Regions from separate parts of the Mus musculus genome. Here region 2 is linked to region 1. Evidence: chromatin loops called from intact Hi-C (ENCODE). Cell type or tissue: left cerebral cortex. All regions are shown on one strand. Region 1 overlaps Il1rapl1 (interleukin 1 receptor accessory protein-like 1). Region 2 holds the start of Il1rapl1 (interleukin 1 receptor accessory protein-like 1).

What was found. Hi-C counts contacts between places; a loop is a spot of excess contacts. Peaks named below come from ENCODE experiments on the same cell type or tissue, not always from the same donor. Only the 100,000 strongest peaks of a DNase experiment are listed, where the experiment ranks them.
Region 2: a loop joins it to region 1, with 10 times the contacts of the local background. A loop is called at or near these places in 7 of 42 quality-filtered maps.

The regions. Positions count from the first base shown.
Region 1 is chrX:87,653,604-87,658,603 of GRCm38, forward strand. The region is part of intron 2 of Il1rapl1 (interleukin 1 receptor accessory protein-like 1); the gene reads right to left. Among named protein-coding and RNA genes, the nearest start is that of Il1rapl1, 460 kb to the right of the region's middle. In left cerebral cortex, a CTCF peak has its summit at 2,244 (motif pointing right); a DNase peak (open chromatin) is centred at 2,275.
Region 2 is chrX:88,113,554-88,118,553 of GRCm38, forward strand. It overlaps Il1rapl1 (interleukin 1 receptor accessory protein-like 1), which reads right to left and starts at 2,395. Exons shown (of 11, transcript NM_001160403.2): 1 at 1,446-2,395. In left cerebral cortex, a CTCF peak has its summit at 2,444; DNase peaks (open chromatin) are centred at 244, 1,080, 1,439, 2,148 and 3 more places; H3K4me3 peaks cover 2,920 bases; H3K27ac peaks cover 2,762 bases.

The DNA of each region.
Region 1 (5,000 bases):
AAATAGGCTCAATTGGAGAAAGAGTGTGAATGAGAAAGGTCCATGTGTAAGTATAGTACAAAAGTGGAATACAGTAAATATTCAAAAGTAGGGTTTATTAGGTAAGCTTTTCTAAGGAAAAAGAATCAAAAGAAATACCCAGTTAAATAAGTTGAGAAAGCTTCAGGAAAAAAGATGTTCAGTTTATATTGAAAAGATTAAGGGGGCTGCTTACATTTAACATTAGTCAAGCTTTCTGGCACAGGTAGAATTCAGTGTTCACTATTTACTGTTCATGTCTGGACTAGTTTTTAAAGTATTAGTTCTATTTAGCCTTCATCTCAAAATTCTCCCTTGTATCAGAAACTTTTAGTACTAAATGTTCTTTCCATCTAAAGTGCCTGGAATAAATGCATCTGTAATTCTCAAGTTGTTCATCTTAATAAATCCTCAGCCATAGCAGCAGTTGACAATGTGAGATCTCTATTGTAGCACTGCTATCAAATGTTACTGTGTGCATTTTTAGCCCTAAGTACAAGACATACCAGTGAATTTCTAAAAACCTGTAAAGAAAATTAATTAGTAATAGTTGCAGTCCTATGGTATATTATCATCCTTCAAACAGCTGTGGTTTGGCTTGAAAGGATTTCACTGTGTAACTCATTTTCTTTGTTTAGTTTTGTACTGTCATTCTCCATTAACACATCATGTAGAAATACGCTTTTGTGTGGAACATCTCTTTTGACTGATTAAGAATGCATCTGAAATAAAAGACGTTCTGAAAAATAAACAAGCAGATTTTTAATTTTCTATTCAAAGGTATTAGCATCCAAATAGTAATTACATGGGACCCAGAACACATGAATGGATGAGAATTTGCAGGCTGTGCAGCCGAATTCCCAGACTCCACCATCCTAAAGTGTATGTTGTTATACACACCTCTCAGTATGACTTAACTGTACTAGGATTCTTGACCTCTTAACACAAATTCAGTTTTATCTCTTGTCTTTAAATGACAGAAAATGATAAACCAGGACAATGGTGATTCTCACTTGACCCATCATTCTTGTATACCCTGTCAAAGAGAAGAGTCTCCTTTTGACAATAGCAAGCCTTCTTCTATGTTCAGATAATCATAATCAAATATGATGCACTTGCCACGGTCTATGTTGGAGAACAGAGAATCTGATGATGGAACTTTTGTACCTGGCAGTGTTCACTAAGGAATTGGAGTTGGAAGAACAGATTACCAGTATATTTGACTCAGAGAAGATAATTTTCTTAGCTCTCTGTTCCTATGTAAGGGGATTGGCTTCTTTAAGACTTGATATTGTTATCTATAAAATGGGGTGATATGTTGTGTGCCTTCTGCCCTTTTTATCAGCCATTTTCCATAAATACAGCATTTGGAAGGTAAAACAGCAAGTAAAACATGATACTTTATAGTTATTTAAAATGAATAAAAGAAAACTATATTTTAGAAACAAGATGAGCTACAGAAATATAGAAGGCTGTTAAGAGCCTTATGTAAGGCAGATAAAATTGCAGCTGTTTTGTATTCTGAGAAGAACAGTAGAGGGTATTGATCATGTATGTGAAGGTCATAGGTGGACACTGAGTGTACTACAAAAACACTTAACCATGCACTAGACTGGCTAAACTAGCGGGGCAGCAAACTCCAGGGATCTGTTTGCATTTCTCCCATGGACCTTTGACCAAGAGTTATAGACAAACTGGATCTTGTCCTTTTTATAAAGGTAGATGGCAATGATACAAATTCAGGTCTTCGTGCTTGTAGAGCAGACATGTTACCCACTGAAATATCTTCCCTGAGCCAGTCTATGTTTTCATTATATCTTTATAAGTGAATTTATGTATGCAACAGGCAAATGCATCCAATAGAAACATTTTTAATTGGTGCTTAAACAACTGGCCTGACCTTGTGTAAGATTATATTACTATTACTCTTTTGGCTTCCATTTTGAGAGCTTACATGAGTTAAAATGTCTATTGAAATTTAAACGTGATTAAAGGCCCAGGGTCTATTAATATTAAAAACTACCCAAATTTAAAAGGAATATTAGACTCTGCTTGATGATAATATCCACATTGCATTGTTGAAACCTTACCTCTTTCATTACATTGTAGTCCACTGTGAAAGAAGGGACATTAGAGTCTTTGGGCCATTCAACTTTTCCGAGCCCAGGTTTCATCTACCACTCTCAATCTTTGACACTGAATGGTGCTTCTAGTGAGCAGCCTCTAGAGGGCGAAGTAATCCCTTTATATATATAAAACATGTACTTTATTTATCACATACACACATTTCCACAAACACAGAGCCTACTGAAAATTGGAAAGCCATACAACAAATAGAACATAAGTGATCTTGTCATTCATGAGGAAAAAGAATCTGTTAGCTAGGCAGGAAAGCAATAGAGTTCATTATTGCAATTAAATTTCCACTGTGAATGTTAACAGGTGTCTGGACTTACTTTATTTGCTTGTCCAGATATACCAATAAAACTCATCTGTGTGGATAGTGTCAAGTGCAGTCTACCATAGGATGCTCTATAAAGATTAATAAGACAATCTTGGGAAGTATTTTCTATTACTCTGGAGAAAGAGTATCCACAAATGCAAACAAAACAATATTATTATTGTTGGATAATAGACCAAAAGGTTCTCTGGGATTGGCTACCTATTAACTATATCAGGAGAAAAATAGAGCAATGAAATCCTTGTTTTTAAATTTAATTAACTTTTAAACTAAAACAGAAAGACTCATCATTAGTATTTCTGAAATGATCTCTGTACTAACAAACTTCTCAGATTAAAAATAGAAACTTCTTTCAAACTTCCATCTGGATACTAATGTAATTAAATGCTTTGTCTAAGTCAGCTCATGAAATAATCTTAACACTGTCACATAGTTATAACCCAGGGGAGATTTCTGTCACCAGAAACACTCCAAACTCCAGAATGATAACACAAACATGATACCATGTGAGTTTCACCGAGTTGAGCATCCCCAATAACAGTTTATAGGACCCGTGTCTGCCTTTGCTTCCTTTGATCACCCTATCATCAAAATCCAATAAGCCCTGAGATAGAACAAATAAAAATATCTTATTAAGGCCACAACACATCATTTTGAAAGATTTAGCTTTATGATCCCATGTGGAAACAAATTTATGTTCATTTACCATTAGCCATTTTGTCAATGAATCTCAGAAAAGTTTGTATTCAGAGATGAGTCAGACTAATTAGAAGGCTATTGGAGTTCTGGCTTGGCCATCTTTCAGAAGATAAAAGAGAAGATCTGGAGTGAAAGGATGCATCATATACAAGTGAAAAGATGTCACATAGAAGAAAAGTTTTCTAAAACACTGTTAGGATTTAACATTTTCTAGCTTTGAGTCTATGTAAATTTTATACCTTCTACTAAATAGGATAAAATAATTTGAGACTAAAAAGGACATAAATGGCTCTATGCAACCTTGCCTTTTAGTTTAAAACCCTGAAATAAGAGAAAAGAGAAGGAAGAAGAGTGGGAGGAAGGGAAGAAGTTATTTTGAATAGTAATAAAATGAATAGAATTTGAAGATCAGTGTCATGGTTTGAGTATGAGATGTGCCCACAGACTCATATGTCATTAAGTTGTTTCCAGTTTGGTGGTGGTATTTTCAGATGTACTAAACTGTTAGAAAGTAGTATATTGCTGGAAGAAATAAGCAACTGGCTTTGATTACAGATCATGTTACTTTAGTAGATATACTTTTGGAAGTTACCTACTCCACTCTAGCCTAGCTCCTGACATGCGCTCTTCTTCCACCCTGCCATGAAGAACTCTGTTCCACCAAGCTTTCCTCACAACAATTGACTGAATCTTATGAACTTTTGAGCTGAAATAACTATTTCCTCCTTTTAGTTGTATCCTATTTGATATTTGGTCTTCTTGAGGAGAAAAGTACTTGATGCAATGGGAGATATGGTTTTTCCCAGAGTGAGAAGAAAGTTGATGTTGTAGAGAAATAAATCACTGGAGGAACAAGATCTGAAATTAATTTAAGAAACAATGGTAGCTATGGTAGCATTTTTGTATACATTATCACTTAGTTTCTGAAATCAAATATGCTAGTGTTACTTGGTGACCACTTGTTTTTCTTTTATTTATCACACATCACGCTGGACTGCTTTAGGGTTGAAGACACTTATTTTTTGGCAGCCATAAATAATATTTGTACCATGTATATAATTTTACCAAGACAGAAGTGAATCCTACTAGGCAACTTTCAATTTTCAGTTAATTTTATCCTAAGGCTGTTTTTTCTTTTGTTTAATATCAAAATATTGGTTAAATAAATAGTAACTGAATATATAATGAATTATGCATATTCAACACTATACAAAAACCTTGAATAGAAAAAGGAACAGAATTGATGCGTATAATGTTTTCTTCAATAAAGCCTTTTTCATTAAAAATTCTGTATATCTATCTATCAATCTATCTATCTACCTATCTATCTATCTATCTAAAAAAGTCATAAAGAGGGTTGAAAGGTATTCATCTATTAACTGGCACATATATAAATACAATATATAAGCATATGTCTATATACACTTATTAAACCTTCAAGAGATGTATCTATTTACATGTTATAAATGAGAATCTGTAAGTAGGGAATTTAATTCACTTTTCCAAAATTATAATCGCTGAACTCATTTGTGTCTACCTTCATAACAAAGATGAAAATATATTTAATGATCCTGGGAATCAATGTTACAGTGGCAAGTTCCAGGGAGTGATAAAGAATTTTTAACCTCTTTCCCCACAAAGATAATTTTATGCATGAAGATAACTGATTGTCTCCAGGAAGAAGTTAAGCAAATCTTTGCAGTACACTAGTGAGTTACCAAATTTAGTTCAGATTCAGTTTCCAATCACATCAGATTCTATAGAGTTAGAATTGTCAGAACTATATTACTTGTGTTTGTGTGTGTGTATGTGTCTATTTCTA
Region 2 (5,000 bases), 460 kb after region 1:
CAAAGACTCAATGGGGCACTTGTGAAACATTGCAGACACATTTTGACTCTCCACGGGTGTGGCTAAAATTGCTCCTGTCCAGCCCTAAAGCTTACATGATCTGCTAGCCCTGTGAAACTCACTGTGAGAAAACTCATGTTAAATTCACCGCAGAGATCAAGGTTTACAGGACCCTCGGAGCTAATCTCTTTCTGCCCTCCTCCTCTGTTAACTGTTACAAGGCTTCAAAAGTTAGCAGGGTGATGGAGGCTCTCTCTATACAATCATTCCATCTCACTATCGTTGACTGAAGCTCACTGATGTAATGAAGTTACATAATCACCGATTATGCACGACTTCCATCCATCTTCCTACATATCCACATATCTTCTCCCCTCCCCTTCAGATCAATCTACCAGGTGAGATTTATAACACATGCAAATGCTCCATTCTCTCATCATAGGTACTGAATATGGGACTTAAGCATTGCAGTACAGTGCACCGAACCACGTCATCAATATCGATTTTTTATCCCATTTCCCCGGCAGAATATGCTTAAGAATTTTGAGTGCTGTAGTTTCTAACTTTTTAGCTAAAGGGTAAAATAACAGATAGAACACATCTTCAACTTAAGGTTAAGAGAGGTGTGTAATTGACTGCATTTCCCAAGCTAGCTGCATTGCAATAAAAGGATCATCTCCACTTCCAGACCTTTGACTTCCCTGCACGTGGGTCCTAGCTTCAGCTATTTGGGGTATTGGGTAATAATTATATTATTGGACAATCAAACTTAGGAAAGAATGCACGATGGTGATATTTAAGATAATATTGCTCTATTATTCTCTATTTTACTCATCAATTTCAGTCCCTTCTTTTTTCACTCTGAATGATAATCTACCAGAATAGATAGAAAAGTAGACCACGACACTTAATAATCCCCAATAACCACAACCTGAAGAACAATTAACAATGATTATCACCTTAAAGTTTAGGAACTTGACAAGTGGGATATCCCTGGTCCCATTGCGGCTGGGAAATGCAGCAGAATGCTGCACTGAGTTGAAAACATTTCTTTTAAAGAATAAAGAGTAGCTCATTTCATTTGAAAAGGGCTCTTCAGTAAGTGCTCCTTTTACCGCTGCTGTCCCTCCAGAACACAGGAACCACAAATATTGCATCCAAACAAAGAGTGTCTATCCAGAATTAAATCCAAGACTCTCTTCCACACAAAAATAATTGGGGAGCGAGTGCTTCTTTGATTTATTTCCAGTTATACTCGGAATGCACACACACACACACACACACACACACACACACACACAACTGCAGTTATTCCATTCTGTGCCAATAACGGCCACATCACAGCCATCAATGCGATGCAGCAATCATCCAAGTCACCCATTCTCATTACAGACGCCCAAGTTTGCTCATGCCACTGATGGGTCTACATATAAAAATGACCTTACCCACAACTGTCTTCCAAATTATTCTCCTCTGGATATCAGCCGGTAAGGTAATTGCTGGTCATCACAATGCGTATTCAGAAAAATCCACGTTTTACTCCTGTGTTCTTTTTCTTGTTTTTGCTAGCAATTAATATTGTGAACAAGGTACCCATTCACAAATGCCAAGTTCACCATAAAAGCAGATAATTCCATACAGATCTTCCCTACAAGACTGTCGCCAGTTAGTTCTCAAAGTGCCCGATTGTTTAGTGACGATACAATCCAGGTGCAGAGCAGGAAAGGGGAAAAAAAAGGACTAGGAAGAAAAAAAAAAGAAGAGGCAGAATAAAAAGAGAGAGAGAGAGGGAGAGACTGAAGAAGGAGAGATCAGAAAAAGAGGGAGAAATTTTTTAAATGTGTTTTGTTTTGTTTTGGTTATTTTTTAAAGAAGGAAGGAAATCGGACGATAAGTGAATAAGTCTGTGAGCTCTACGACAAGAATCGGAGTCTTGCTTGCAAATCTTCTGGATACATGTAGCCTTTCAAATCTTCCTGGTCCCCAAGTAAAATTTCCAGATCCGGGATGCAGCCATAAGAAAGAATCCTATGTGTATTTCACAAGTATCCCGCAATAACAGATCCGACGGGGTTTTCCTTGTACAGTACTGCTATGTGAAAGCACACAACCCCTGCTGTTTGGGAAGGTGTCTCCTGGGTCCTAGCTCTCTTCAGCAGACCCCAAAAATGATTTTTCAAAAGAGAGTGGGTGGGGGGAAGCAGCTTTGCGTTTATCTTGAATGATGCTAATCCTGAGCGAAAACGACAAGCAAGCCACGAACAGCACGAGATCTTGATTAATAGCCAGAATCCACTCAAAATATCCCAAGGAAGAAGGAGCGAAAACAAGAAAGAGAAACTGCAATGCATAAATGATTCCAGTGTTTCTACAAGATCGGTTCATTTGATTGAATGCATTCTCTGGTTTGCAGCAAGTCATAAAGAGGATAGTATTACTGCCACCCAATGGATATTTTAGTACTAGCCAATCCACAGACAGCCACCGCTTTGCGAGTTTTAGTTTTCAGAAGACCCGAAGAGGAAGGACGGTAGCCTGGGAATCTTTCAGCAAGGACCCTGGAAGGAATAATGGGAATTCGTCCTTCCAGGCAAAAGTGGCCCAGCCAATTGGACATTTACCCAGGCTTGCATTAGCCACGTAGAATTGTGATTGCATTTTTCTAGGCAGCTGAAAGGTATACAGGAGCGATGCCTGATCTGACACACTCATAATAACCTCCTTTCGTCTTTTCTTTTTGAAGATTTATTATAGCTCTAGCGATCTCTCTCTCTCTCTCTCTCTCTCTCTCTTTCTCTCTCTCTCTCAATTAAAAAAGGGGGGTGGTGATGGCATAAAAACTGAGCTCAGAGTCTCAGGTGGCAAGGTGCTAATCTTTCCTGAAGGACAGTTTTTGCAAAGTGCTTCTCTCTGTATTGGTATGTAAACTGGAAATCCTTCCAGCAGTTACCTCCCAGCATGAGCTCCCTCCGTTTGGGGAAGAGCAAAATCTTCCCAGAGAGAAAGGAGTTTGGGAAAAGAATGCTTGTGGTGGGTTTCCCTTGAGGAGAGGGGGTGGGGACGGGAGTAGGGGGAGTGGGAAGAGAAACTGACAGGACAGGACTGAAAGAGGATTCTCTTCCTCAGCAGTAAAGATTTCTGTACATCTTGAGAGTTCGCTGCAGTTTTTTGAAACGGATTTGTGTTGAGGGATGAGGGACAAAAGTAGAGAGATACTTGTAGATAGATGAGGAGTTACTTACTTTAATGTGCCTTGCCTTTTTACCTTGAGATGTTACGAAACTCTTAATTCTGCTATTCCAATACTTTAATGCATGCACTTTCATTCTGGAGATGCAGTGTGAGGCCTGAGAGCCTGAGTCTCTAATAAGCTGGTCCGTGCACTATAATAATGCTGTCAGACTGCATACTGCACTTAAAGTAGCAAGCCCCTGGAGAAGTGCGCATATTTACACTGCAGCCACAGCCTTAGGTACTGACAATGGAGTAAAGTGGAAAAGAGAATTGATAAATGCCTTTCTGTCACCCTTCCTCCTTCTCCCCAAACTTCAGCTTTTTCCACCCCCTGCAATGACAAGTCTGAAAATCTTAACTTGCTCAACAAGGTTTTCCTCAAGCTTTTTAACTGGTAGACTTCACAGGATACACCAAAGGTAGAAAAGTGAGCAGGCAAGACAACCCTATACCTTGAAAACTAGGTCTTCATGTAATTTACAGAATAAAGCACAAATTGGAGGGAGATTAAATACTTGAAAAATTAGATGAAATGGGTAATTAATTGAAAGCTAGACTGAGTCAGAGCATAAGTGAGATGACCAAGAGTTGGGAAACAGAACGGGGAGGAAAATCTATATTTTGATGGAATGTCCATTAAACAACTGAAATTACAAGGCAAGGCAAGGGAAGATGTGCTAAACTGCTAGGGCATTTTCAAGACTTACCCAGTATTTCGGAAGGGCTTTAACCCAGGTTAACCTCTCTTGTGCAGGCAGCTCTCTTCCTCCCCACATGCTGCAATGGAAAAAAATCTAAAGGCAAAATCTGAAGAGAGAATGTTACCATTTCCTTCTAGTGAATGATCCATTTTACTATGTCTTGTTGCACAGTCCTTTTGCTGACCCACTTAAGGACGCCCAAAGTACTGAAGGAGGTACAATTAACACACTTAGTTGCTTCAAGCAAAGTTTAGAAGTACAAGTCTTAGACCATAGGCTCATATCTGAGATAAATTCTATTTCTACCTTGTCATAATTTTTTTCATAGGAATCACTAATCTTTCATGACCTCAATTTCTTTGTTTGTAAAAGGACCTGTGGCCAAGGTGTGGTTGAGGTCAACATGAGAGATCATTCCCGTCCTGCATTTGCAATGTTTCTACAAGTCAGTTTGTTACCCACAGAGAGCACAGCATGAAATCTTACCTTGACATAGGCTACAGAAAGCAATCAGGAAGCTTGAATAAGTGCTTTAAAGACACAGGTGAATGTTGGACCATTTCAATCCTATTGAAAGAGATGAGTTTAAAAGCTTTCTCTTCAAATCAAGACAGGGAAATATTTGTTTGAATCCGAGGTGAAGCATTGTCTATTCCTGGATCTTACTGAGCCAACTGTGGGCCTCACTGTTTGTTGCCATGGGATCCTCTTTGTGCGAACTGTCTTGAACTGTGTGGGAACATTTTCCTCTTGCCTCCCTTCAGCTCTCTCTCTCTAACTCTTCTGAAGATATGTGTCAGAACAAAATGTAGCTGCATTATTGCCAATTAAGACTACCAGCAGCTGCAAGGTGCATCTAATTAAGACATTTAATTACTTCACTGAATTCTTATTTGCAGATGTTTGAAGCATTAAACAATATATTTTGATTTTATTTTAATATCTGGAAAAGGCTGACCTCTCTCTGCGTTGTGGGTGAGACAAACTCTGTACCCATGATGGATGTTAAAAAGAGGACTTTAAATCAGGTGTGATAGAACATGTTTAAACTTTGAGCACTCAGGA